Regions from separate parts of the Mus musculus genome. Here regions 2, 3, 4, 5, 6 and 7 are each linked to region 1. Evidence: chromatin loops called from intact Hi-C (ENCODE). Cell type or tissue: heart. All regions are shown on one strand.

Region 1 (4,000 bases):
CCTTCGAGCCACCTGTCAGAAGGCAGGACTCTGAAGGAAACCGAGATCTGCGGACACGAAAGGCCAGGCCAGAGGGCAACCGAGAGGCGCCGGTTGTCAGCGAGGGGGCCAGGCTAGACCGGGAGGGAAGCTCACGTGGTCTCCGGAGCACCGCGGGGGAGTGGAGGGGGGGAGGCTGCAGCGGGGAGGACGCCAGCGCGCGCTCCTCCCCAGCCTTCCAGCTCCTCCCTCCAGGCACGTGACACCACCGTCCACTCGCTCGGTGGCGCAGCGCTCTGTTGCTGCCCTCCCGCCGCGGCGCCCCTTCTTCTCCCGGTCCTCGTCCCGCCGCATCTCCTCCCCCCCTAACTCATCCCCCACGCGCCAATCATCGCTCGAGCTCCCGAGCGCCCGCCCCGCCACTCCGCTGTGCGTTCTCCCATTGGCTGGAGCCTCAAGGACGCGTCCCGAGGGCGGGAGGCAACCATTGGTGGGCCGAACCGGCCGAGTTCCCGGATGAGGGAACATTCTGCAGTATAAAGGGCGCGAGGAAGGCGGGAGACGGCGCAGTTTGAATCGCGGTCCGACGGAGGAGTGGGCGCTGGGATCTCGCTGAGCGTCCGCCTGGCCTCGTCTCTTCCTCGCTCGTCGGAGCTTCAGCACGGTCCGAGATGGTAACGTGAAGAGTGACGGCGGGCGGCCGCGGGCTGCAGGCTCCGAGCGGGCGGGGCCGCCGTCCCCGGGGCTGGGAGAGGCGGCGGCGGCGGCGAGTGGGAGCGTGCGGGGACGGGGTCGGGACGAGCGGAGGGGAGGTGTTTTCGGAGCCCCGGAGCTCCAGGCGGGAGGCGACGGTTGGGGGGGCGCGCACGGCGCGGCTGGGAGCCGGCGCGGGGGCGCGCAGCCGCGGCGGGCTCGCGGCAGGGGTCGGCGGGGGAGAAGGGCGGGCGGGGGGCGAGCGGCGGCCCGGGGTCCCCGGCGGGGCGGGCGGCGGGCGGCCGAGCGCGCGCTCGCTCGCCTCCAGGACGCGCTGTGGTGGGGGAGGGGCGCGCCGCCTTGGTAATTCTATCTTCTCCGTCCCTCCCGGGCTCGCGGGCGTCGGCGGCGCCGCAGGCTGGCGGTAAGGCTGGAAAGGACTCCGGAAAGGCCAAGACAAAGGCGGTTTCCCGCTCGCAGCGAGCCGGCTTGCAGGTGGGTAGCAACTGCCGCAGTCGGGTGACCGGGCCTTTATGTTTGCACCCCCCTTGCTTGTTTGTCTGCACCCTCCATGGGTGTTCCATCTTAGCATGAGTGATGTGTCGCGACTTGGCCCTGCGGAGACAGTGAATACTGGGGTTTGGGGAGGGGGGGCGTCGGATCACATGTGTGTTAACTGGCGGGGCGCGTTGGTGCACCACCACCGTCCTTGGCTTTGGCGCGCACATCTTATCTTAACGAATTTCCTATCTTTGTGCATTTTTTTTCTTGTTTGTTCGTTTGTTTGTGTGCATAAAAATCAAGTTCCCTGTGGGCCGTATTCATCGACACCTGAAATCTAGGACAACCAGCCACGGACGTGTGGGCGCGACCGCCGCTGTGTACAGCGCAGCCATCCTGGAGTACCTCACCGCAGAGGTAAGCGGGAGTACGCCTGTGATCTGGAAAAGCTCTGGGGGGGCGGGGGAAAGTGGCGAGAGAGGAGGAAAGTGATGCAAGAAAACTCGCAGGCCCTAAGAGCGGCGCGCAGACCGAGGGAGCGCTAGAGGGAGCTCGCGTTCAGCCGAGGAGGCTGCTGGGCCAGAGTGTGCTGCTCCTGCAAATGCAATTGCGTGCCCCTTCGGGGTTTTTTGGGTGGTTTTTTTTTTTTTTTTGCATAATTCTGCATAATTTTATCATTCAGGTAGTAGGGAATGACAACAGTTGGTAAATAACACCATTGAGGTTCAAAGATCTTGATTGAAAGTAAGTTGGAATATTGATCATCAGATTTTTATTTATTTTTTGCCTTTTAGGTACTTGAGTTGGCAGGAAATGCGTCAAAAGACTTAAAGGTAAAGCGTATCACCCCTCGTCACTTGCAGCTTGCTATACGTGGAGATGAAGAATTGGATTCTCTGATCAAAGCTACCATTGCTGGTGGTGGTATGTCATCCCTAAACTCCTAACATTCTATTTAAGAAGAAAATTCCTACACTCCCATTGTTTCTAGAAGAGATTTCAGTACAGGGTGCTTTCATGGGGTTTGGCTTTCCACTTAGTTTTTGCTAAGATCATTGTTCATCCCTCAAGTTTTCACTTTGTATATGAATTTTACCTGCTTTGAGTTCATGTATTGTTTTTTTAAATGTTTATCCAGAAGGTAGACTTAATCTGTGTCCCTCTCCTAGGTGTCATCCCACACATCCACAAATCGCTGATCGGGAAGAAAGGACAACAGAAGACTGTTTAAGGATGCCTGGATTCCTTATTATCTCAGGACTCTAAATATTCCTAACAGCTGTCCAGTGTTGGTGATTCCAGTGGACTGTATCTCTGTGAAAAACACAATTTTGCCTTTTTGTAATTCTATTTGAGCAAGTTGGAGGCTTAATTAGCCTTCCAACCAACCAAATTTCTGCATTCGAGTCTTAACCATATTTAAGTGTTACTGTGGCTTCAAAGAAGCTATTGATTCTGAAGTAGTGGGTTTTGATTGAGTTGACTGTTTTTAAAAAACTGTTTGGATTTTAATTGTGATGCAGAAGTTATAGTAACAAGCATTTGGTTTTGTACAGACATTGTTTCCACTCTGGTGGATAAGCTCAATAAAGGTCATATCCCAAACTAGCTTTAAACTTGCTTAATAATCGGGACTTACCTTAGATCTCACTCAGCAACAAGTACATTCTCTGCTTACTAATTAAACAGTGCATCTGTAGTCATAACCCCGTGGTACTTTTGTTGTTTCTTTGTATCATATGACCTCTTAGGGTCTTAAAACTTGGGAAGAAGCTGGAGGTAACTGCTTTTGGCGTCCCCCCCCCCCCCAATTGACAGTTAACTAATGTGAAAGGGCCTGTATCCTAAGGTGGGACACAAGTACAGAGACCCTCAGGGTACAACGAAAGTACCTCCACCGAATGAACTTCGGATATAATTTGCTTTTAGTGACCAGACACAGGTGTGAAATGCTAGTCACATCTTGATTCATGCCAAGCATGTTCCATTATTATACATTGACCCCTTTCCCCTCCCTGAGCCTTAAGACATGTATCCTAATTCCTGGAGCAAATCAAACAGAATAGGAGGTGCTTAAGCAGCCTATGTGGATGAAAGAACTTCCTGCCTTACAGCTGCTTTAACCCAAAGAGCTGCATTGTACCTGCCAGGTGGCAGGTGGGTCAGATGTGCCGCTGAGAAGGGCTGGGGAACTGCGGGGGTTGGGGGTTCCAGGGCTTCCGATCCAAAGCAGGAAGCGCCTGTAGGACGAATCCATGCGGCAATCACTCCCTAACGGAGGCCCAGGGCTTCCCAAGACCTAAGGGCCAGGAGGCCTGGCCTCTGATCCTTGTGGATCTGGTCGTGAGGGTCCCTGTCCCCACCCCGGTGGCGCGGAAGGCGGGCTCCGGGCCACACCGGAGCCTAGGGGCCGGGGCGTCCGCGCTCCGCCAACCCACGGCCTCCCCGCCCTCCTCCCGGGTTACCGCGTCGGCTTTACGGTCCGCCAGGCCCGGGAGGGACGCGGCTGGCGCCGCTGCGGCCGCGGGGGGCGGGGAGGCGGCCGTGAGGAGGCGGAGCTGCGAGGCCGCCCGTCGCCGGGCCGCCGCCGCGGTGCCCGCTCCTCCCCGCGCCGTGCCGCGCCGTGCCCCGCCCGGCCGCCTCGCCTCCTCCGCGGCGGGCCCCCCTCGCAGCTGCGCGGCCGCGGACACCGAGGCAGGCGCGAGCCATGGAGGGCAACCGCGACGAGGCGGAGAAATGCGTGCAGATCGCTCGCGAGGCCCTGAGCGCCGGCAACCGCGACAAGGCCCAGCGCTTCCTCCAGAAGGCCGAGAAGCTGTACCCGCTG
Region 2 (4,000 bases), 1.2 Mb after region 1:
GGACTTTATCCCAGGCCTGTGGCGATCTGTAGGAAGAGGAGCTGCAACTCTTGCTGCCAGAAGGGGCTGTTTCTTCATCTGTGACTCTCACAGACCAGTCGCTAATATTACAGGCACAGATCACAAGAGCATCTCGATATGTTAGGTACTGGGATTTTATGTGATTTTTTCTGAAATAAAAATGCAACATAATTAAAGACAGGTGTGATCTATTTACAGCAGCTCAGGCATAGACTGATACAGATGTTAAACACCCGTTCTTGGAAGAAAACTACTCTTCCTGTTTGCCTATAATTCATCTTGCAGAAGGCTGTTAGGATTGTTGTAATAATCTCTATACACAGGGTTCAAACAAAATTACTGAGCATCTGGGGCCCAGAAGACAAACCAGGGCAGGACCACACATCTTCTGAGGGTACCTCTTCCTTGCCTTGTAGCAATATGACTCTAGCTTTCACATATTTTCCCTACGTGCTTATGTGTCCAGTTTTCCCTTATTTATAAGGACACTGGTCATGAAGATCGGGAAGGCCACTCCCAATCTTGACTCTGGTGTCTGCAATGACCTGATTTCTGAACAAGGTCACATTCCGATGTCTTAGGGATTTCTGCTCGATGGCTGGGCACAGTTCAGTCAGTAAGACCACCCCCCCCCCCAAGTCTACAAACATGCACGTGCCTTGTTCTGCTTCTTTTTCCCAAATGTTTGCAAAAGACCATGCTAGGTCTTTCTATTGCTTCACATGGTTGATCTCTCTCTCTCTCTTTCCTTAATTTTCACAAATGTCTTCTACATTCTCTGTTTCAAGTTGCTTTAAGTTTCCTGTTACTTCCTTTGCTAATTACATATCACAATAATTTCAGGGTATGTCTAGCTTTCATTTGCATGTATGCATTGAAATTGGAAAGGCAGCTGGGTTTTTGTCCTCCCACCTGGCATTAGTTTAAGCATCATTTGTGCTCCTCTTGCATCCACAAGCCACCCCTTCGACTTTCTCACCAATTAAAGGCACAGTGCAGGGCAATCATGATGATCATGTTGAACTCCAATACATTGACATAACTATAGTGAGACTCTTTTGGACTATACCTAGAAGTGGCTCATTTAAGGAATGATGTAATGCCTCTTGGGTTGTTTTGTTTTGTTTTGTTTTGTTTTGTTTTTGAAGTGTGGTCTTGCTATATATAGTCCTGGCTGGCCTACTCACTGTGTAGCCCAAATGATCTCACAAACATATCAGTTCTCCTGTGGCCTCTCCAATGATAGGATTAAGGAATGTGCCAACATACACAATTCTTTCTTCTCCTTTTATAGGAATATAATGATTTTTAAAATATTTTTGTCTAAAACAGTTATTCTCAACCTATGGGTCATGGCCCTTGGTGGGGGGAGGGGGGGTTGTCAAATGACCCTGTAACAGGGGTCACCTAAGACCATCAGAAAACACAGGTATTTAATTTATGATTTGTAACAGTAATAAAATTATGAAGTAGCAACAAAATTATTTTATGATTAGGGGGTCACCATGAGGGCCTATATACAACATGAGGAACTGTTTTAATGGGTGGCAGCATTAGGAAGGCTGAGAACCTCTGAGTTCAAAGTTACCTGTGTGAGGAGCCCTTCTATACCATTTCATCCAGACTCTGTACACCCACTTTATATCCACACCTCTGTACTTTATGTCTCTTCAATATTATCACTAGAATGGCGTGTATTTTGCCCTTTAGCGATCACGTTTAAGCATCCATCCTGAAAGACGGTAATTTTTGCCTTTCCTTTTTGGCTGTTAGATCACCAGTGCTGAGAACAGAGCTAACAGAGCAAATGTTTAGTGGAAGTTACTGCATAATTAAAAGTCTTTCGGTTGTCTCTATGATTTTTTCCTAAAAGAGAGCAAGAATGATGTTAAGAACACTGGCTGCTCTTGCAGAGGACATGGCTCCCATTCCCAGCATCCTCATGGAGGTGCATCATCACCTGTAACTCTTGTTCCGGGTGATCTACTGCCCTCTTCTGGCCTCCATGGGCACCATGCATTCACGTGGTACACAGAAATACTCTGTAGCAAAGCATCCATATATGTTAAAGAAGAAGAATGGTGTTGAGATTTTTCCTAAAAAGAATAAAAGACATTTTAAAAATAAAGAAATAAACTTGACACCTCACAGTGAGAACAATTATTTGTAGAGAGACTATCTTGTGTATTGTATGGATGCTTCACCTGTCAATTCAAAAACCTAAGGCCAATAGGAAAGGGTAGAATAGAAGGTGGAACATCTGGGAGGAAGAAAGAATTCTGGGATAGAGCCAAGCATGGGAGATTCACCCAGGAAGATGGGACAAGATGGACACATGGTACCTGAGCCCAGTCCCCTGGCAGAATGTAGAATAAAATAAATGGGATAATTTAAGTTATGATCTAGCTATATGGCCAATGCGTTTGTAAATATATTTTGAGTCTGAGTTTTATCTCTGGGAGCATGGGACTGAGAGGAAATACCAGGCCTAAACTTCTCCAGTTATTCAATAACTAAATAGAACAACCAGTCTATATTATTTTATTTTAAGAAAAAGTTTCTCTACTGGCTTGAGTGTCGGACTGTGTTCGCTCTTTGTGTTCCTAGATGTCCCTGCTTTCAAACAAGGTAAACGACAAGAACAATTGCTTACAATACTCGTCATGAACACAAACAACGACCAGGAAGATGTTTCTTAAGTCAAGAGGTCCTCTCAGAAGTCAGTTCGATCCCCCCACTGCAAGATAGGCAGTGGCAAGATTTGAGTAGGCCTATTAGAAAGCGAAGAGGAGGTTTGTAATGTACAACTTAGAGGTTTACGGATTCCTCCATGAAGTGTGTGTGTCCATACCTAACCTGTTCATTTGGATAACAAGTTCTTTTGGAAATTGACATGGCTTGAGAAATGGTTTTTATTTGAGAGGAAGAGCAGTGAGGAAAATATCTGTGAGAAAGATAAAACTTCACTAAGTAATGCCTTTTGGAAGGCGATTAAAATCCCTTAAAGGAGACATACTGGGAGGGACCTGCACAGAGGATAGACGGGAAGAGAGAGGATGTCTTTCTTCCAATCGTAGGGAGCCAATTGCCTCTTCCCCACGATGCTTGGGATATTGTTTGAAGGGATCTCACTGGAGGAATCAACTGAACTTAACCACAATAAAAATGAATGATCTCACAGGGATGCGTTCTACCTCAACCATTTCTGTTTCAAAGTCCCCATTAGGGAAATTAGGCTCCTCCGGATTGAACTACTGGACTGTTTGAACCTTATTTTAGGCCCTGTTCATTGTTCCCTATACTGTTTACTTGAGCATTAACAATTTTCTAAGTCCTGTGGAAGCTAAAGTTTCCTTTCATATTCTGTCAACTCAAACTAATGTGTATAGATTTCAAAAAAAAAAAATTATGGACCTGCATTGTGAGACCTGAGGTGAGAAAGACTTAAGAAGTCTACCTGGCTGAGTGAGCGTCCCCTATGAGCTCAGTGCTAACGTAACGTGTCTGTTACTTTCTCATCCCTGTGCTGAGCTACCTGACAACAGCAGCTTAGAGGGGATAGGGGTTTTTGTTTTGCCTTATAGTTTAGGAAGATACAGTCTGTCGTAGCATTGAAGGCATGTCGGCAGGCGCGGAGGCAGCTAGGGATTTGCTTCTGCAGTTAGGAGGCACAGTGATAGATGGCCGGTACTGGGGGGACTTTTCTTCAGTCCAGGCCCCCAGGCCATGGAATAGTGCTACTCACAATTAGGCTGGGTCTTCCCACCTCAGTTAATCTAGAAACTCTTCTTGCAGGACCAGAGGTTTGTTTCCATGGTGATTCAAAAACCCATCAAGATAACAATGCAAGAATCACAGACTCAAATAACTGTAGGTGCGTGTTATGCAAAGTGAGGGTAAGACCAGTCTATTTTAGAAGTCTCTTCCTGTTCAAAAATCTCCTAAGTCGGTGAATGAAAAACAGAAAGAAAGGAAGCCA
Region 3 (4,000 bases), 280 kb after region 1:
ACTCTCTCGTGTGTTTATCTTACACGTTACTTCACTCTTCTTCCTGATAACTGCTGCTTTATCCCCTAAACCCAAACCTGTGTCTAACTCATTTCGCAGCACAGCGACTCCTAAGCCCATCCATACTTAGGCAGACTCCCCAGACTCCGCAGATATTCAAATCCAAGCTTGCTATGTTTGCTTAAAATCCAGTTTTCTTCTAGTATTCTCTAAATTACCCAATTAATAGAATTATATTTCTACCACTGTTCACATTAGAAAGCTGGGTAGAGCCCTTCTTCCTTACTCCACCACTGCTCATCAATGTGTAAAACCTTCACGTTTGGCTCTTTGCTTTCACTGCCCCCAGCTTTGAAATTCTTCATTTAAAAAAATGTTTACTTTCCAAGATGGAGCAAAATTACAAAATCTCCGACACTATGTGCTCAAGAAACATTCATGTCTTCCTTTCTATCTACAGGCATCTTAAGTATGTATTCACTTCTGGATCCTCTACTTCTTTGATGGAGACAATCATTTAGTCATTGCTGTACAAAATCCTAAGCCAAAGACAATGAACTGTCAACTGTGTTAAACAAGCCTGAGTTTTATAAATCAATGACTTCCTTACATCACAGGACTTTATCTTAAACTTTTATATGCTTCTTTGGCTAAACTGCAGTTTTTACTCGTACCTTTTTTTTTTTTTTTTTTTCATACTTTGGATTGATTCTGCAACCATGAGATCAAATAACCAAGTCAAATTTGGTCACATCATAAAAATGAGGATTTTTCTCCTAACTTAAAAACTCTTTTAGATATCAAGGATGCTAGGCATTACCTCTAAAACTGTACCGTTATTTTAAAGACAGATCCCATAAGGGCAACAGAACAGCTGCTGAAAGATCTGGCACACCACTCTGCCAGCCTGAATTTAATGACCTACATGTGAAGGGCTCCATATCCAGTTACTAACCCTCCCTCAGCTACTCTCTGCCCTGATACGGAGGCAGCCGAAAAAAGATGCCCTACTAACAGCTCATAAGTGGATTCACATTTTACTGCCAATGTTCAGTTAACAGAAATCTCTAAGATTTGAGAGATCCACAACACAGAGCATGTGATCCACATCTTTTTCCAAATAAAAACAGAGTTTAAAAAAGATCTCCCCCACACACTAAATTCAGAGACGATTCAGTTCATTTAAGAGCCTGTAACAAGTTCAAAAGGTCAAGCAACAAGAAAAATCTAATGATGGGTCTTTATTTGAAAAATAGTTTTTTATCTGCAAATTCTACAGATTCATCCATCAGAAAAGCCAAATTAAAACAAAACAACTACAAAAAGACCAACCTACCCAACTGTTTGGTTTTTCTTTTTCCCTCGGTTGACTTGGTCTATATTTAGCAAAAAGATTATATAAGGTCAAGTATTTACAAACGATGAAATATCACTAGTGTTTTGCAAAACAGCATAAACAAAACCTCAAAGGATGGACTGTAAAGTATTATGTTTTACTAAGGACATAAAAAGAAAACTTTAAAATTCCTAAGTTCGATGAATTTCTATTAAAAATTTCAGTTTACAATTTTTTCACTTATGAAAGACCATTGGTAACTTTCTTACATAAATTAGAAGTACGTTGGGCAATACTAGATCATCCTCTCAACGCAGAAAAAAATAAGAGCATTTCGTCTGTTTCGCATTTCAATTTCTTTCAGTGGGGCGATCTTCGCCTCGAGACCCGAGCTTACACAGGCCTGTGGGTAGAAATGCAACGCTTGACCGGGAAAAACGCCTCGCGGTAGCCACTAACCATTCCCGCAAAACCCAGGCCCAGACCCCGCCCCCTACAGGCTCCTCCTCTTTCTCCGGTTTGGAGTTAGCGCAGTCCGATGACGTAAGCCGTAAGTGCCGTAACCGGGCGCGCAACCACCGCCTCTGCCTCTGGGAGTTGAAGTTTCTGAAGGAGGACGACCGCGTGGAGCCGAGAACACTTCAGAAAGGCTTTCTAACCGCACCCCGGCGTTCCCCACCGGCCCCGCGGCACGGTAAATATGGCACTGCGGCTGTCGTGCCCCTGCCCGTTGGTATCCTTTCGGATGCCAAAGGAGCGTGAGCTACCCTAGCCTCCGCTGCAACCAAGGCTTCCGGAGTAGAGGGTGAGGGCCTGGGAAGTAGTTGCCGGTTTGCGGAGGAAGTGGCGTCAGGTGTGCGTTTTCCACGCCCCTCGCCACTCACGTGCCGTCTTCCAGAGTCGTGATTGGTCAGCTGCGGTTCGTTCGCGGGCGCAGGGCCCCGCTCGGGGCGTGCGCGCGCCCGGTTGTCGCCGCGGTGTGCGCTCCGGGTTTCTGTTGTTTAGGAGAGTCCCTACCGGAAGTGTGGCAGAAAGGAGCCATGTGGAGTCTCAGGGTAGCTTGTCGCAACGCTGCGTTGCGCCTAGAGGGCAGGCGAGCCGTTTTCCCTTCTTTTCCTCTTTTTCCTTCCCTGGGTCAGGCCGTCGCATGTAAGGGCGCCGAGGGGCAGTTGCTGCCCAGGCGGCTCGGCCTCGTGGTCAGCTGAGGATGAGGTTAAGATGGACGCGTTACCGGTTGCCACTGAAATATTTTGTGTTTAAAATGTGGTTGCGTGTCCGGAGATGTAAAATTACTCATTTAAAAAAAAAAAAAAAAAAAAGCTCTCCTGAGATTCCCTCCCAAGCCAGAACTCAAGCCAAAGGGACTTTGACAACTGAACAAAGGGCTATTGCTACTGCGGTACAGACCAACGCGTTTAAAAATAAAAAAAAATAAAATAACATAAAAATACCCTGAAGTAGGCATGTATTGATTTTAGAGTTACCGAAAAGAAAGCTTAAAGACTACGAGGGCCGTTTTAGTCGATTTGATAACAGCCGGGTTTTTGTCTTTGGCATTAAGTGACGTATGCTCTTCCCCACACCAGATAGTCTTTGTCAGTATTACTCAGTTTTGAGTTTTGTAATCCTGTCTGATAACTTATATCCAAGAATTAACCATCCAGGTTTTTTCTTTTTAAGATATGCTAAAGTAAAGTCTCAGAGTTGTTTTATCTTTCTGTAAAATGTTCTTAAATACTTGTTAGACTTGGATTAGTGGATTAAAATGTGCTTTAAGCATCACTGCTGGTCTGGGAGAAGCCTCAGACTCGCTGCCATAGAGATTCACCTCGTGACCCAAACTAAAGCCGTGTGTTCAAAAGTGCCGTGTTTTACATAATGCATCAAATTCTTACTCTATTACTTAGTAGACAGTCGGAGCGGAAGCTATCTTGGTGAAGTCTAGACAAAACAAGACAGCCAGCTAGTATTTTATCTGCATTCATGTATTTTATAAAATGAAACATATTTCATGTGTTGTTCAGTAGTCTGGCTTATTTAATCAAAGCTTAGGAAACACCCAGTACAGTGTTTCAAGAATTGATAAAACACATTAATGTTAGGACAAGCTCACGATAGGCTGCTCAAAGATGTTACTATTCTGTGATAGGTCAAGTTAAATTTAACTGGAGACATTTTAGATGTGAAAGACAAAGGCTCCCCCTGGTGTCAGAGAGCTGTAAAACACGGCTTTTGTAATTCTCACAGTTAAGGCAGCTCAACACTTCAAAATTTTGAACATAGAGAAACTACTGAAAAGTATTGCCACGGATAAATATTGCTTTGTTTCATAGGAATTTAGTACTAGAGACCAGAGGAGTTAGTAACTTTGAAATTACTCTCTTCGTTTTCTTTTAGAATTCTATGAAATCCCATATCTACTCAAGTTATCCTCTCGGTTTGGAATAAGTCAACTGAGTTTCAAGTTTCAGAGCTGTGCTCTCTTGAAAATATGTTTCATAAAATGTTTTCCTGTTAATTTCAATTTTGCTTTTAAGTTTGCATTACTGAGTCTTGTTTTTTCCACTATTCATGCCTTTGGGCATATACATTTTTGAGTTTTATTTAATGCCTTTAGAGCCATCTGTCAACAGTGTGCAGTAGCACTCTCCCTTCAGAATTCCC
Region 4 (4,000 bases), 58 kb after region 1:
AATGTATCTCAGGGAGAGAGTATTTCACTCTTGGCCCCAGGCTCAATCTGCAGGACTTCCAAAGGGACAGGAATATTAGTCATAGCACATCAGCAGGGAAGCTATTACACCACTCTTTTCATAAGGACTGAGACCTGTTTGGCTCAGCTTTGCAAGTCATTTCTTGAAGGTTTATTGCACCCTAAGAACAAGGAGAACAAATAAACAATAGCGCTGTGAGCGCTTTGATGCGTTTCTGGGTGTGTGGGTTTGCAGGGTATATGCATTCTTGCCATTTTTGCTTTGTTTGTTTTGTTTTTTCACAATTTTACTTATGTGTGGGGGTGTTTTGTATGTATGTATGTCTGTGCTCCGTGCCATGGCTGATGTCTATGGAGGGAGAAGAGCGTCCCCTAGAACTGAAGTTACAGATGGTTATAAGCTGACATGCAAATACTCGGAATTGAAACTGGTTCTCCTGAAGAACATGTAGTCCTCTCAACCGCTTCTTGAATTCTTGGTTTTAGCTACTTTATTTCTGTACTTCTCAACAAAGTCAGATAGTTCCTGGTATCAATAAAATGTGGTTTTCTCTGTTAAATATTGTCCTTGGATTTGTATTTTAAAATCTAGTTGTAACTCTCTCCCCCTAAAACTCTCAGGTTTTTCATGTTTTATAGTAGCCAGTATTTTGTAATTATATGAAAGGCCTTACGGAAGCTTTGCAGGAATGGCGAGTAGACTGCCAGTGTCTGAGTCCAGGGCCTTGTGGGTGCTCAGCAAGCACTCAGTTACACCCTCAGCCCCAGTATAATGTCCTTAACACTAATGTAACTCAGTTATTAGATTGAAAGTAGTTGTTTTTAGTAAACGTTAGATTTTTGCTGATTAATAAAATGTATTTCTTATGGATGTGTCTCTTGTAGCCCAGCAATTGTTAGTAGTAAAATCTATGCAAACCACTCTTCGTTGTGTGTAGACTTGGAAACAACTTCTATATTTGTGACCTGATTTCTAAAAAGGAGTGCTTTAAGGCTGTAGCTATTCTGCATTGTTAGGCTTGTACCTCTGTGGATTTGTAATCCATTAAAAAGAACATTCTACTTTTTTACCGCCTTTGGTATATTAGCGACTATTTAAATTAATTACCGTGGAAATTAGAACTTACCTGTGCTATACAGATTTTTCTAACGTTTTTTATAATGTATTGAGCACCTGTCTTTTAATTTGTTTTTTTTTTTTTGTTTGTTTGTTTGTTTTTTCTGAGTAGACAATATACTTATAAACTTCAAGGTTGCAGAGCTCCCTGCGCCTGGGCTGCAGTCATGAGCTCCGCTGGGAGAAGCATCTGCTGTCAGAAGTCTTTATGTCCTGGCAACCAGGCACAGATAGGAGTATACTGTGTGCGCGTGACAGGCATCACATATGCGCACACAAAGCTTGCTTACAGTTTATAACATAGTTTGTTGCTTAAGGTACATTTTTCAAAACTGAAGTTTCTTTTTCACTTACTATGACTTTAAGAGGATAGAGAGATGGCTCGGTAGTTACGGGCACTTGCTGCTCTGTGAAAAACACAGATGGGTTCACGTCCTAGCACCCGTGCTGGGTAATCCACAGCCACCTCTGAGTCCAGTTTCCAGGAATTTGATGCTCTCTGCTGGCCTTGGAAGGTACCATCGTGCATGTCCATACACAAATAGGCACACAGATGGGGTTGGTTGGCTTGTTTGTTTTAAATTCATGAGCATATACATATTGGTGGGTAGAGACTTAAGGTGCAAGTGTAAGGACCGGAGTTTGGGTCCTCGGAACTCACATGAAGTCAGTGAGGTGTGGGGACAAGGGAATCCCTGGAAGCTCATGGCCAGCCTGTCGGAGAGACCCGAGGATGTCCTCTTACTTCCACGTGCAAACTGGGTCGTGGTCTCTGTCTCTGTGTGTGTGTCTGTCTGTCTCTCTGCGTCTGTCTCTCTGTGTGTGTCTGTCTGTCTGCATCTGTCTCTCTGTGTGTGTCTGTGTCTCCCTCCCCTCCTCTCTCTCTCACACACACATACACAGATACACATGCTTACACACATACTCTCTTTCACACACACACTTTGAAATCAGATCTGCTCAGTGCCTAAAAAACAGCCCCTCCTTTTCAGTTACTTGATGCCCTAATATTTAGCCAAGCCGCCACTTCCCCAGAGAAGTGTTCTCCCTACAGATCTTCTAATGGCACCTCCCATAGTAGTAATTTTACCTTAGTGTAAGATTATTTGCTTGATAATAACTCAACTACTACTCAACTTCAATTCTAAGATTGTAGAGTCAGTATCACATGATCAGGAAATACTAAGTGCCTTAAAATCTGAAAACCCAGTATCAGAAATCAGAAAGAGTGAGGGAAACAGACAAAGGTTCTTTAGTTTTTACCGTTGTCAGAGCTGAACCCTTTTCTGCTTCTATAAACCATGGAATGATAGAACATAAGCTTTACTCTTCAATAATTAACATACGTGTGGTAAATATCCTCAGCATCTCAGTGGTACACGTTAGGGAATTTCTAGACAAGTTTTTCTCAACACGCCTGGGAACATATTCTAACACACACACACACACACACACACGCATATGTTTTTCAGGAACATGCATGAAACAGTAGGGGACTTTGCTTCTTGGTGGTAGAGCTCTTGCTAGAGTGTGCAGCTCCCTGCGTTCCGTCTGCGGTGCTGGAGGAGGGGAAAAAGAAATGTCTATATGCGTGAGAAGTACCACCATGAGTCTGAGATACATATTTGTAGAAATCAAAGTAACTTTGTAATACTGAACTTTGTTTTCTTGTAGTGTTGAAGGGCTCCATGCAATTGTTGTGTCAGATAGAGACGGGGTGCCGGTTATTAAAGGTAAAGCTAACTGCATGCATATGGCACATTTACTTTTGACAAAAAATGTTTTATATTTAAATAATTAAAAATATAGACAGCTTATTTCAACAAACTAGAAAGACTGTTTTAGTTGTTCGAGGAAGTATATACGTTGTGTGTTGAGGACTTGGTGTAGAGCCTACAGTGAACTGCATGTCATCTGGACCATGTAACATCTAGCATCTGTGTGCATTTACCATAGTCCTGGTTATCCACTGAGGATGCTTATGGCATAATACAAATCATTAAACAAGTCTTTACTGTTGAAAGTGTGAGCAAGGCAGGCAGGCAGCCAACCCCTAAGCCACGGCACTAGCTCACACTGGTGGGTTTTTTGTTTTGTTTTGTTTTTTAAGATTTATTTATTTATATGCATTCATATATGTATTCATATACATATGAATATGAATGCACTGTTGCTGTCTTCCGACACACCAGAAGAGGGCATCCAATCCCATTACAGATGGTTGTGAGCCACCATGTGATTGCTGGGAATTGAACTCAGGACCTCTAGAAGAGCAGTCAGTGCTCTTACCTGCTGAGCCATCTCTCCAGCCCCACTGGTGGGTTTTAATCTTGTGGGGTTTTGCTTCTTTACTAGAAACATATTTTTTAAAACTTTAATGTCATTAGTTTAGTTGATCAGAATCTAAGAAGTTTCTAAAAATACATCTCTGTAAAGTCTTGAGACCTCTATGCATGCATACAATGTGTTTTGATCATATTCGGTTCCACCCCAAATCCACCAAACATGGTTTTGGCAGTCCTCAACTTTCTTTGGTGCACATTTGCTGTAACAGAGGTAGTGTGAGCTCAGCTTGTCTGCTGTTCGTATCTCCTGGCATCATCAAAGTGGACTTTGCTGGTTTCACTTACCAAAGATTAAAGATGAAATAGTGTCTTATGCATTTTATTTACAATTTCTTTTCCATATCAGGTAAATTTAGACATTAGGATTAAAACGTGCTTTGAGGTCACGTGGGTTATTTCTTCCAGTTTATCCATTAGCATGGTCAAGTGCAGAGAGGACACTGCCTGGGCAGAGCTGGGCATTGAGTTGGTGACAAGACATGATAAGAGTCCATTGACTGTGTGCCACCCACCACACA
Region 5 (4,000 bases), 200 kb after region 1:
CCCATGACTCCAAGCTACTCCACTAGATCTCAGACCACCCCTTTTCATGGTACCATAAACTAACCCAGAACTCTGAAAAACACCAGAAGGGAAACCGTGTGGAGTCCTTAATTGTCTTCTTTACCCTAAAGTTGGCTGCTGTTTTTCTATTTATACATTTCTTTTCTTTTAATAGTCAGCCCTACTATGGTGTTTCAGCTTATTTGATTTTAAACCACAAAGGGAATTTTTGGTTTGACTTAAAAAAAAAAAAACCTTTTGGAAATTGACTTTATATGAAGGAACCCCCACTACCACCATATCGACACTGGCATTGTTTAGCTGGAAATCCTTGAAGGAGCCACACACCTATTCTGAAGGTAAGAACCCACGTTAGAACCGAACCAGGCTGTGTCTGATTGTGGGGGAGGGGGTTGGGGGGAGGTGGGGAGCTTGGCCAGGGCTGGGTTCTCAGAGAGGGGAGACCTCAGGAGGTTTTGCGGAACTTTGGGTATTAAGAAATTATGGTGACCAGTTGTAGTCTGGGACCTTTAATCCTAGCACTGGGGGAGGCCGAGGCAGGTGGATATCTGAGTTCGAGGCCAGCCTTGAAAACACAGAAAGAAAGGAAGAAAGAAAGAAAGAAAGAAAGAAAGAAAGAAAGGAAGGAAGGAAGGAAGGAAGAGAGAGGGAGAGAGAGAGAGAGAGAGAAAGGAAGGAAGGAAGGAAGGAAGGAAGAAAGGAAGGAAGACAGGGAGAAAGCAAGCAAGAAAAGGAAAGGAAAGGAAAGGAAAGGAAGAAAGAAGAAGGGGAAGAGGGAGAGAGAGAGAGAGAGAGAGGGAGAGAGAGAGAGAGAACATTACCATATACCCTGTGTGTCAGAACTTTCAGTTTTATATTTTGCTAACCACAGGAAGAAACTCAAGAAAAAAAATCTGTTGTGTTGCGATGACAGACAGGGCCATATGACAGCGCTAGAGTGATTCTTCCTTGGACTATACAGAAACTCTCGCCTCTTGATTAGCCAGGAAGCACATGTGTCTCACACTGTCTTGGACTATCTCCAGGGCTTTCTTACTGCCCAAGGCATGGTCAGCCTCAAAGAAAAGTAAAAATGGCGAGCTCAAAAGTCTGCTTGCCTGAGAGAAGGGGACTATATTTAATCCATTTTATTAACAGAATCGTGTTCCTTAGCCCCCCAAGTCCATAAAGTGTTCTCGGGTTGAATATCTGAAATAAAAACAAACAAACAAACCTCAACCAGTTACATAGATTATTTGTGGTCATGCAGATTTGATAGTTGACGGGGTAACAACTCTGAATGGTTTTGTGGGGACCCACCTTGACTGTGGGGACCCACCTTGATTGCCTATCGTAACCGTAAAGGTCTCCAGCTGGACTGCCTAGGTTTGAATCATGCCCTACCTCTGTGTCTCAGGTTCCCCGTCTATAAAATCAGTATAGTAATTGTACTTAATTCATGTGGTTCTTACCAGAATTCAATCATTAATATGTGCGTAAATGTTAAAAATGTTCCTAGTTAGTTGTACTTACTAATTAAGAAACTAAGATTTGGAAGGTATTTCTTTTTCTTTCCCATGACCCTGAGTTATGGCTTAATAACCATTGCTTTATTCCAGATGTTTTCAGTCTCTTCTGGGCACGTTTTAGTGGCAGTAGAGAGGGCAGAGGGCTTGTCCTAGGGAGAATGGTGGGGTTGGGATGCCTACAGGGAGAGAAGGTAGACGCTGCAGTTGTCAGGGGTGACTACTTCTCACTTACGCACATGCCTACTCAGAGGAAGGAACCCTTTTCAGCGTGGGGATGGCATTCATGTCAAAAGGGGATGGTTGGCGGTGTTATTTTCCTTTCCACAAATGTGGATGTTTAAAATAGGGCTTTATCCAATCGGCATAGGTGACACACAGACTATGTATAGAGGTGGACTTGGGCCTGGCAGATGATGAGGGCCAGGTCTCACCAAAACCTAGTCGTGGTTTTCCATGGACCATGCCCGGGGAATCGCCCCAAAGGTTGCTAGCACTGACCCCTCTGTTGCCTTGGCAAATCTGCCTGTCCAGATCTTGACTTGTTTGGAATGAATCTATCTCAGAGCGGGTGAACTGGGATTTTGGCCGTATTTTCAGGGGCATGCCAGAGGCTCACATTTCCTCTCTGAACCTCCCTCCAAGCCGCACTGTACTCAGGGAGGGTAAGCATATTCCTTGTTCTTTCCTGCGTTTTGACTCTCTGCCCTGCAGAGCTGGCGTGCAGCCAGGGGAACCCAATCGCTGAGCTGTAGCTAAGGCTATATTTAACATGACTTATTGTCTTGTAGTGCGTTTACAAGTTTAGGAACGGTTTTGAGCTTGAGTAGTCACTGTAGGGATTTGAAGTATTGTCCATATTGTCTTTCTGTATTCCTTCAGAATGCCTGTAGCTTAAATTTATTTAAGGAGCTTTTAGGTCTCGGGAAATTCCCCCTTTAAGCTTTGAGTAAACACAGCAAGGATTTTAGAAGAGGTTTGGTTTTTTTGTTGTTGTTGTTGGGTTTTTTTTTTTGTTTGTTTGTTTTCTGTTTTTTTTGTTTGTTTTTTGTTTTCCCAATTTGAAACAAATAGGTTATGTTTCACAGAGTATAAGTCTGGCCAAAGGGAAGGATGACGAAATATTCTTGTCCTGTGAAAGCTTCTATGACCATCCCTCATCTGATTTTGCTCTCCAAAGAGGGAAAGACAATGCAAATGAGGCAACTATAAAATTACCATATGCACAAGTGGGACTTGAAATATTTCTGGAGTTTCCTTAATGGATTTGAAGTACCGTGAAAAAATTTGAATTTTGAACAAGGAGAGAAAATTCATTTAATCAGAGGCTGGGGAAAGATGGCAGCCAGCGAAGGGTAATTGTGCGCTTGCTAGACGCCTCTAAAACAGATTACAATGAACATTTGGCTGATTTGAATCAGAAGCCACATTCCTCCCCCACCCCGCCTCCTCTCCGCATCTCTTCTTTTTACCCTCAAGTGTAGTTTCGATATGACTAGGGAATGGACACTAAAAATATTTCTGGAATGACGTGACCCTCTATCTCCCCATCCAGGAGAGCGACAAAGCTGTACAAGGGACAGCACATGCTTTCCGTTCATTTCTGGCAGACCCCTGTCCGACCTACAGATGCTGCTTCGTCGCTGGCTAATGGCATTCAGACCCCCACCCACCGACGCTGTCAGACAAGCAACTGGACTGGACAGCTCAGCAGCAGGACACTGGCCACAATCGCGGCCAGAGCCGCAGCCCCCTGGCTACAGACCACCTCTGCTGCCTCTTTTGGGAGCCCTCCCACCTCCCTCTGGCTTGCCGAGGCCCCACCACAGGGGCTGAAGAACTGGGCGGTGGTGGCAACTGTGGCAGTGGTACCTACAGCCTTGGGGCCAGCCCAAGCACGTGGGAACCTGTTTCAGGCCACTCTGTGGCCCCTCCGGGACCAGAGGGGGACCCAGGACAGCCCCAGCGCTCACCACTGCCTCATCTTGTCTCTGAAACCTGGACAAGGGCTCAGAATGGAAGGCGGTACGTCTGACATGAACTCACAGACCAGCCTGACGCCTGCGGAGGACCCGGTGAGCCGACCACAAGACAGCCCGGAGCCCAGGCAGCAGCTGCGGCCACTACCTGAGCCGTCAGCCTCTACCCTGCCTGAAGCCAAGTATGTGGAGACGTGTGCTTCAGCTGGACTCCGAAGGGAGAGTCCCCAGACCCTGAAACTGCCACCAGAACAGCAGGCCTCCAGGAGTCCAAAGACAAAAGCCCAGGATGAACCCAGCGGCCATGCCCCTGAGGCTCCAGCTCCGGGGGAGAGTCCTGCTTCCTCCCAGTGCCTCCCCTCCCAGGCTTGTGAGAACGACTTCTCGTCTTCCTCCTCCTCCTCCTCCTCCCTGGTGGACAGTGCAGAAGACAATGGCCTTTCCAAAATGGACGATCCCACCAAGTTACTGGGGGTCCTGGCCACCTCCTCTTCA
Region 6 (4,000 bases), 52 kb after region 1:
TGTTATATCAGACTTATATAAGGTTTCATATGAGAATTCTTAAAGCTGCTTTTGATTTCTAACGAATGTTCTAATGAATGATTTACAAATTTTTGTCTTTCAGTCTCTGTAATTTATCTCAACATATGAATAAAAAGAGGGGGTGTTCTCACCATAAAAGGCTTGTCTTCATTATATTTTATCCTTTTTTCTTTTTTTCCCTCTCCTTCTCTACCTCCTCCTCCTCCTCCTTTCTTCTTCCTTCTTCCTTCTTCTTCTTTTGAGACAGAGTCTCACTATATAGATCTCACTATCCTGGACTCACTATGTAGACCAGGCTAGCCTCCAGCTTACTGAGATCTGCCTGCCTCTGCCTCCCAAGTGCTGGAATTAAAGAAAGGCCTGCCCCACCATGCCCAGCATAGGATCCTCTTGATATGCTCATTCTTTTATTCATTCACTCATCCATTCATTCAATAAATGTATGAATCCCTGCTGTGTCACAGGTAATGAGCTAGGAGCTGGGAATTATTCATGGATTAAGACAATGCTCTAAGTGTAAATTTAATGAAGAAAACATTATTGTCCAGGAAATGAATGTTTTAATTTTGGTAAATGTAAGAAGATCACAAATTACCCATTTATCTATTAACGCCTATCTATCTTTAACATTTATCTATTAATATTTATTTATTAACATTTATCTATATATTAACATTTATCTCGAGTACCTCTACTATTCTGGAAAGGTCAAGGAAGATTTCACTGAGAAACTAAACTTAAACTAAAACCCAAAGGATGAACAAAAGGGGGGCTGAGACACTAAAGAACAACTTCATGCACAGTGGGCCAACCAATGCTATCACAAACACGCTGGCTCACACAGCTGAGCGGGCCTGCCGGAGATCAAGCCAGCCAACATTCTAGCATGCAGTGGGGATGGTTGGTGAGCCTACCTACACTGAAGTGCTATGGGCAATTGATGGCTTCTGAGAGAGGTGTCAGTGTTCTTTAAGGGTGATCTCTGGTAGGTTGGCCATGCTCCATTGGCTAGTCCCACAGGCCCCGGAGATGATCAGCCCAAACTGGACTTGATAGGTTATGGGGGCGGGGGGGGAGGACACAGTTTGAAGGGTACAGACATGGGGGTGAACCTAAGGGGAGTTAGAGCAGAAGAGTCAGGGGTAAATATGATCAAAATGCATTGTATGAAATTCTCAAAGAATAAAAGTATTAAAACTTTGTGGAAATGAAAAGAAACTTGAGTGGCGATTTAGTAAAAGAATTCCAAAGTAGGTGCTCCTAGAGAGCTTACCGTTTTCTTTAACGGTACACGACTGTTAACATCTGCAGCAAAAGCCATCAGCTTCCATTCCCCCTCCCCGCCCTCCCCCCACTCCCCCCAGCTCAGGCAGCCACTGGGGAGTATTTAGATCCCAGGTGATTTTCGTTTGTCCTCAGGGTTTCTACCAGAGTCTCCTAAGCGGATTACATGGCTGCCCTCTACCACAAAAGAGTTATCAACGCGTCAGTAATGAGAAACACCGGGCCAAAGCAAATGGAGAAGCCTCCCTTTTGCTAAGCTTTCTTGCCTTGCCCTTACAGTGGGCTTTCTTGAATGTACAAACACCAACAAAAAATATAGGCAGTTTTTATTTTATTTTAAGAAGATACAACAAATGCAGGCCCAAGAGCCAAAGCAGGCAGCCCAGTGCATGCGTGTTCAAAACGGACTTAGCAAACGAGCCCATAGGCCCATGGCTCCTGCACTTCTAGGTAAAAACCCAAGAGAACATGTGGTAGCAGCACCGTTAGGAAACTGGCTTGTAAATTAGGTTATCCAAGGACCTGGGACTTCTAATAAGTAGGCTGCTCAGTTTGTTCTCCTCAAACGTCTTCATTCATAAAGATTTACATAATGGGTCTGGGAAAGGTGTACACATACTCCGCACAGGATCATCTTCCGTTGTAGGTGAGTTGGATGGAAATTAAGGTGCAAGGACCGCAGATGCCAACCCAGCTGCTCGTGGCGCAGCGCGCAGGCGCAGGAAAAAAAAAAAAAGCCTCCAGGGGGCGGGGCGGCCGCGCGCGCAATTTCCGCCCGGGTCTCCCCGGAAGTTCCGAGTCCCGGTACTGGAGGGTGCAGCAAGTGCTTCCTGGATCCCGCGGAGGTCACGAGTAATGTGACAGCGACTTGACAGGCGGCTTCAGAGAGGCGACTGAACTGCGGGAACACCGGGGCAGGTCTTCCCAGGCTGGAGCGCGCGTGCGTCTGCAGAGGTCGCCGCTCCTCTCAGCTCGGGGACAGAGTGGGTGGGGAGAGGTGGGCTGGCCACCGGGCAGGGTCCCCGGGAACCTCCCCACTCCCTTGACGGAGATCCAGGGCTCTCGCTTGGCCCTGGAGAGGGTGGATCTCGTGATGCTGTCTGGGTCTGGAGAGGGTGACTAAGCCTCGGGTGCGGGGGAAGTCACGGAAGTTTTCCTTCCAGGAGTGGAGATCGATTCTGCGAGGAAAAGGGGTTCATCATGGCGGATGTAAGTTGACACCCCTTCCCAAGAAAAAGGGGAGGTGGGAGGTTTGCATACGGCTTCTGAGAGGAGAAAGGTAGAAATGTGTTTCAGCCTCGCCTCTCTTCCTGGATTTGTAGTAAGGACTTGCAGGGGCCTGAGCTTCTGTCAGGACCGGTTGTGATGGGCCACTAAGGTGCTTTAGCCTCAGAGAACTATATATTCTTCCACCTCCTAATCCTATTGGAGCATACAAGAACTCTGTGTGGGTGGCACTGGAAATTCTGAAGGATGACTGGCCGCCCTTCCAGTCAGTACCTGTTCATAGGACAGTGCTCTGAATCCTCTCCCAGTAAATAATGCTCTTGGTGTCTCAGTAGGCAGTGTTGGGAGTCTAAAAGGATGGCTAACGCGTGCCCCCTTAACAAGCTATGTTCCGTTTCTATGTGTCTGTTTAAGACGAGAGCAAAAGTAAGTTTGTGGTGGTAACGTGGGAAAGGACACTCATTCAGTTTGGGAGATAGAGGTTCAAAACAGCACACATTTAGAGTGGAGGTCATAATTGTCAGTATCTTTGCCAAGAAGCTGAATGTTAGAATAGTTTATCGGAATTAGGATCATTTAAAAAAAAAAATTCATGGGCAATCTGGATGCCCGGACATGGGAAGAGATTTATAGAGGATTCTCAAGTGAATACGGTAGCATCCGGATGTAAAATATTAGGAAGCACGTGACCTCATTTTACAGCAAATCTGTATTTGTGTGTCCCAATTCCAAGTACACTGACATAGCCCTTACTAACCTTTGACAGCGTTCTTAGGTTGTAGGGTCTGTGATTATCCCTGTAGACATGTAACGAAGCATATAATGAAACTGAGGCCTAGAAAAAGGTTAACTAACTTCTCCCAAGTTATACACGTCAGAGATGAAATGCCAGTGACAAGTGGTGAGTTCATGTCCTTTAGGGATAGGGACAGGGCTAGAACAGCACAAGGTAATAATGGTCTTTTAAAAATTATTCTCTTTCAGGATCTAAAGCGATTCCTGTACAAAAAGTTGCCAAGGTAAGAAATTATTGATTTGTTGCTGAATAAATTCTGTGCAACGTGTTAATCTTACAAAGTATTTTGTTTCTCCTTTTAAAATTAGTATTTTTATAAATTTCATGGTAATTATTTACCACATTTAAATATAAAACTAACCCCAGGTATCCTAAGAGATGGCTTGAGTTTCCAGATAGCTCGAAGCCGAGCTGTTGGATGACTTCTGTGTGGTTCTACGGGGAGAGATGCTGGGGACTAGAACTTAGATTTCCTGCCACTTTCAATTTTTTTTTTTTTTAAAAACACACTACCGTAGTTGTTTATTAGCTTATCTTTTAAAGTTCTTAAGTAAATTTAAGAAAAGAAGGTTAAAACTTGCCATTATTTTTAATGTTACTATTGGGACCTAATTGCTAGGTCAACGTAATCCAAAATTACTAGGCTAAGACAATAGTTGAAAAACAAATTCA
Region 7 (4,000 bases), 210 kb after region 1:
TGTGTGTTTGTTGTGTGTGTATGTGTGTGTGTGTGTGTGTGTGTGTGTGTGTGGATTGCTGAGTTTGAGAAAACGACTAAGAAAAGCAGGGAGAAGGGAATAAGTTGAAGTCTGAACATATCCAATACACTAAGCTTCTCTGAGTTTTTCTCATGATTAAAATGTTTATTTTGATTAACATGATTAAATGTTCAGCCAGAACATTCTCTGCTATAAAGAGAAACCTGAGCCATATCAGAGACTCTAGACTCAAGGCTATGCCTTCAGTGATGAGAGGGCTCAAGGGAGGAAGGACATGGGACGAACATATGCGGGGACCCCGTGTCCCCAGGCATGCTGATAGGTGAGAGTTGTGTGCCTCTGACCGGAGTAGCAGCACATATGACACAGGGACAGCTGGGAGTGGTATTGTTACTTACTGGTGTAGGCCAATGTTGTATACACTTTTACCTGTAAAATGAAAATAATTTTAAGAAACGTTGTAAAGATGCAACTGTCAATTATCTCAACAAACGTGGAATATAGAAAGTGTCAACGTTTCTTGGAAACTAGAACCCATAAATACCCAAAATTTCAACAGGGCCTGGACAAACCAGGAAATCACCCCTATTGTTTCAGACATCCAGGGTGGCATCAGGGGCCTGTGCACAAAATAGCTGAAGTTCCCAGTCAGGAGACAGTAACAATAGCTCAAAAGTCCCCTCAGAGCTGGCCGGCCTCCGGGCAAGTCCCCTCAGAGCTGGCCAGCCTCCGGGCAAGCCATTGGCTGGGTGCCAGTGTATTCTAGTATCCCCCACAGCCTTCCAGCCTGCTCTACAACTCCGGGCACAGCTTACCAACTGCGAGTGGTGATTTTCCTCTCTGTCTGGGCACAGGCCTGGGAGGAGCAAGATGTCTGCCCCGAATCCCTGATAAATGTGGTCAGTGTTCCAGGTCTAAACTCCGGCCTGGGAAGGCAGCCAGGGAGACCCCTTGGTAACACAGTATGGCTAACCCTTCGTCTTCACTCTCAGGAGTTACTTGAGAAGCCTCTGGTGGGGTTTATTGGGTAGTTATTACTATTTTATCCTTCATCAGAATTAAACCAATACTTTCAAACAAAATTTCTCTAAAATTAATAGAAACACAATAAATACCTTATGGATATCCACAGAGCAATATCTAGACTATATTGTTTAACAGATTTATCTTCATTTCTTAGTTGGTTGTCATCTTGGAGAGGAGTTTCTTACACTTCTCCTCCTGCTCCTCTTCCTGCTCCTCCTCCCCTGGTCCTCCCTTTTCCTCCTCCCCTCCTCCTCCTATTGGCCCCCTTTCACTCTGCTCAAAGAGTCCTTATAAACCTTGCCTTAGGACCGCAAGCCAGAATTACCGTTACATTCTTTTATGTAATTCAAATTATTCTTCTTAGTCGCATGGTCACCCCTTCTTCACCTGTGATTGTGTTCAGTTTCCTCTTGCTGTTTGTTCTGTGTCTGTTGAGATAGAAAATCAAGCTTAACAAACTGTGTATCAGTGAGTTCCAGGGGAATGCTAAACAGTAGATGCCATGTGTGCCATATAACACTACATGCTCCATACAGTTCCTTGAGCCCGAATATATTTTCTCAATATAAATATGAAACAAGAAGACATATTTGAAGTGTATTTGCATGAGATGCAAAGATATCATTATTCTATCTTTCATTCTTAATAAACAAGCTGAAACAGGCTTTCTTTTCTAGGTCACAGGACTAAAGTATCCCTTGCCTTGCTCCTTTGGTTGCTTATAGTTAGAGAGATGTTATTTGAGTCTTCTATCTCAAGGTTATATTTCACATGATAGAGACATCTTTCTTCTCAACAAATAGCACTTGAAGTTTATTTTATTTTTGTCTTCATACTACTGTATCTGAAAATCAACTTCCAGGCACTAAAAAAAGATTCTTTAAGCAAAGTTCTAGCAGATTATATTAAGAAATTTCAAAAGAGAGGAAATGGATAATTTTCATACACTTTTGAATAATGGCAGTGCTGTCTTAATATGGGTCTAATTGAGTTGTATGTTATAGGCAGGAAATGTAATTTATATAAAAAAAAAGCACACTGTGAGAAAGTCCACATAACTTGCTTAGCAGTCATTTGTGTTCCCAGAATCCCCAGGGCAAGGGTCCGTTAATCTAATTAGATTACTGACAGTAAATTTCAAATGATGCCATTTAATTTAAATACCAGTTCTGTGTGCTAAGTTTTAGGGAGGCATACAATATGCCATTTTGTCCTGGTGAATCATTTCAGACAAACTAAATATTTAACTCTACAATCATTTTTGAACAGCTGATTGAATCTGAGTCGGGTTTTCAAGACAGGCTCCACTTGGTGGCACTTTCTGGAAGTCAGCAGTGTCTGATAACGGCAGCACATGGTTGCTAAGCACATTTAAAACTTTTAAGTTCCAAACTTAGAGAAATGAGCCAAATAATCAGATAGTCAACAGGGAATGTAATTTTTGTTGTACTTTTAAAGGGGAATATTCTTCCGGAATGAGTCATCTTTTCTTTGACCGTGTTTTTTTTTGCATTGTTTTTTCTTTTGCAGGAGCAAGACAGAAATAAGAACTGTTCGTTAATTTGAAAGTTTCATTGTAACACCGAATTCATCTGAGAAAACTTCCAGTTGTGTTATGCACTTTTATTTCTTAGGAACCATGTGTGTAAGTTTGTATGTTTTCCTGAACAACTCTCTTAAGGTAGCTTTTGTTATTTCAGTTTTATTAAGATGACTAAATGGTTGCGTTTCTCCCCCATGAAGTGTTTCTTTTTATACTTTAATACAGGACATAAGCTTTCTTGCCACCGCCTCCCCTCCGCCCTTGTGACCAGGCACGCAGTACACAGAGTATTTGAATGGTTTGTTCAAAACAGGCAGTGGCATCTGATTGGTTCGATTGCAAACCAAATCAGCCAATCAAGAACTAAAATCAGAAGTCACCCTGGAGTTTCTTGAGCTATGTCAAGTCTAGCTGACAGGATGGCATCTCCTACTTAGGTTTTAAACACAACCGTCTGCTTCCAGTAATAAATAGCCAACTCTGTCATTCTGGCTGTTGTGTTGTCTGGGTTCCTGACCAGGTTTGGCATGACTTCCCGTGCAATCATGACAGATGGCGGTTTTGACATTTGTGCTTTAATTTTTCCCATTTGCACAGTGCCCTGACACTGTTTTTGTCACAAAGCAGAATGTTTTGAGGTATGGGGGAACCCGTGATTACACTGAAAATTAAGTTCTTAGTTTCAGAAAGCATAAACTGCCCATTCTCCTTTAAGAATCCAACCTTTGTTGTAAGTGTGCAACACACATACCCGTAAATGAGTCCTTTCATAGCTGTGCCCTGCATCTCCATGTTTGCAGCTCGAAGAGAAGCCTGTTTGGAGAAGAAGACAGAATTGGCTGTGAACTTTGTTTCAGTGTTTGTAATTCGCTCCAGCCCCAACCACCCCACATCTTGTAATTACAGTGCCCGATTCTTGCTTCAAGTTTTAACAGTTGCAAAGATTCCAAAAAACCAGATGCATTACTGACCAGTTGTAACCCAATTCTGACTGAATGGATACATTCAGACTTTCCTAATTGGTCTCTCAATTAAGTGATACACTGAAGAATTTCTTAATTACTTTCTAACCAAATACCCCGTTTAAAAGGCAAGTATTAACGCTCAAGATTTCTGTAAGGAATCTCTGTTCAGTCTCTTGTTTGTTTAAAGATAAAGTATTCTGGAAAATTCTTTAGATGACCCTTTTTATTTTGACAATCACCAGTATTTGCTTTCCACTTAAAATTGCTTCTTGAAGTCAGGGATTTTATGCCTCTCAGAATACTGAATTTTCTAAAGCTTTTAACATTTTAATACTTTGTCACTGTTGGGTTTGTTTTTTTTTTAAATCCAGGCTCAAAACCAAATTCAATACCACTTCCAGGGCCTTTCTTAAGGGGGAGAAACAAGTTCTAAAAATTAAGTTCT

What was found. Peaks named below come from ENCODE experiments on the same cell type or tissue, not always from the same donor. Only the 100,000 strongest peaks of a DNase experiment are listed, where the experiment ranks them.
Region 2: it touches region 1 in a loop (5-fold over the local background); 2 of 42 quality-filtered maps call a loop at or near these places.
Region 3: a loop joins it to region 1, with 10 times the contacts of the local background. A loop is called at or near these places in 26 of 42 quality-filtered maps.
Region 4: it touches region 1 in a loop (6-fold over the local background); 19 of 42 quality-filtered maps call a loop at or near these places.
Region 5: it touches region 1 in a loop (2.9-fold over the local background); 4 of 42 quality-filtered maps call a loop at or near these places.
Region 6: it touches region 1 in a loop (7-fold over the local background); 19 of 42 quality-filtered maps call a loop at or near these places.
Region 7: a loop joins it to region 1, with 4 times the contacts of the local background. A loop is called at or near these places in 4 of 42 quality-filtered maps.

Annotation. Positions count from the first base shown.
Region 1 is chr3:137,864,044-137,868,043 of GRCm38, forward strand. It overlaps H2az1 (H2A.Z variant histone 1), which reads left to right and starts at 444. Exons shown (of 5, transcript NM_016750.3): 1 at 444-653; 2 at 1,090-1,167; 3 at 1,477-1,590; 4 at 1,968-2,097; 5 at 2,343-2,879. The coding sequence starts at 651. The coding sequence ends at 2,404. Dnajb14 (DnaJ heat shock protein family (Hsp40) member B14) reads left to right here and starts at 3,632. Exons shown (of 8, transcript NM_001033155.1): 1 at 3,632-4,000. The coding sequence starts at 3,881. It overlaps Gm43403 (predicted gene 43403), which reads right to left and starts at 283. Exons shown (of 2, transcript NR_169184.1): 1 at 1-283. In heart, a CTCF peak has its summit at 1,736; DNase peaks (open chromatin) are centred at 338, 1,178, 1,678 and 3,748; H3K4me3 peaks cover 3,397 bases; H3K27ac peaks cover 2,854 bases.
Region 2 is chr3:139,076,196-139,080,195 of GRCm38, forward strand. No RefSeq gene overlaps it. Among named protein-coding and RNA genes, the nearest start is that of Rap1gds1, 3.0 kb to the left of the region's middle. In heart, a CTCF peak has its summit at 2,007 (motif pointing left); no DNase peak of the experiment used is centred here; H3K4me3 peaks cover 305 bases; H3K27ac peaks cover 109 bases.
Region 3 is chr3:138,141,567-138,145,566 of GRCm38, forward strand. Trmt10a (tRNA methyltransferase 10A) reads left to right here and starts at 1,882. Exons shown (of 8, transcript NM_175389.5): 1 at 1,882-2,030. It also overlaps a transcript of Mttp not described here. In heart, CTCF peaks have their summits at 1,811 (motif pointing left), 2,386 and 3,538 (motif pointing left); DNase peaks (open chromatin) are centred at 925, 1,875 and 2,225; H3K4me3 peaks cover 2,699 bases; H3K27ac peaks cover 2,695 bases.
Region 4 is chr3:137,922,301-137,926,300 of GRCm38, forward strand. It overlaps Lamtor3 (late endosomal/lysosomal adaptor, MAPK and MTOR activator 3), which reads left to right. Exons shown (of 7, transcript NM_019920.2): 4 at 2,812-2,870. Among named protein-coding and RNA genes, the nearest start is that of Lamtor3, 5.7 kb to the left of the region's middle. In heart, no CTCF peak of the experiment used is centred here; no DNase peak of the experiment used is centred here.
Region 5 is chr3:138,061,940-138,065,939 of GRCm38, forward strand. It overlaps 1110002E22Rik (RIKEN cDNA 1110002E22 gene), which reads left to right and starts at 303. Exons shown (of 3, transcript NM_001370862.1): 1 at 303-359; 2 at 3,082-4,000. The coding sequence starts at 3,113. All of the region lies in intron 1 of Gm5105 (predicted gene 5105), which reads right to left. In heart, no CTCF peak of the experiment used is centred here; a DNase peak (open chromatin) is centred at 2,232; H3K4me3 peaks cover 1,118 bases; H3K27ac peaks cover 2,259 bases.
Region 6 is chr3:137,916,405-137,920,404 of GRCm38, forward strand. Lamtor3 (late endosomal/lysosomal adaptor, MAPK and MTOR activator 3) reads left to right here and starts at 2,151. Exons shown (of 7, transcript NM_019920.2): 1 at 2,151-2,259; 2 at 2,469-2,514; 3 at 3,517-3,551. The coding sequence starts at 2,506. It also overlaps a transcript of Dnajb14 not described here. In heart, a CTCF peak has its summit at 2,078 (motif pointing right); a DNase peak (open chromatin) is centred at 2,107; H3K4me3 peaks cover 2,419 bases; H3K27ac peaks cover 1,946 bases.
Region 7 is chr3:138,074,587-138,078,586 of GRCm38, forward strand. It overlaps 1110002E22Rik (RIKEN cDNA 1110002E22 gene), which reads left to right. Exons shown (of 3, transcript NM_001370862.1): 3 at 2,578-4,000. Gm52617 (a long non-coding RNA gene) reads right to left here. Exons shown (of 4, transcript XR_003954569.1): 2 at 3,342-3,403; 3 at 1,373-1,475; 4 at 145-450. Among named protein-coding and RNA genes, the nearest start is that of Gm5105, 9.2 kb to the left of the region's middle. In heart, a CTCF peak has its summit at 2,355; a DNase peak (open chromatin) is centred at 785; H3K27ac peaks cover 391 bases.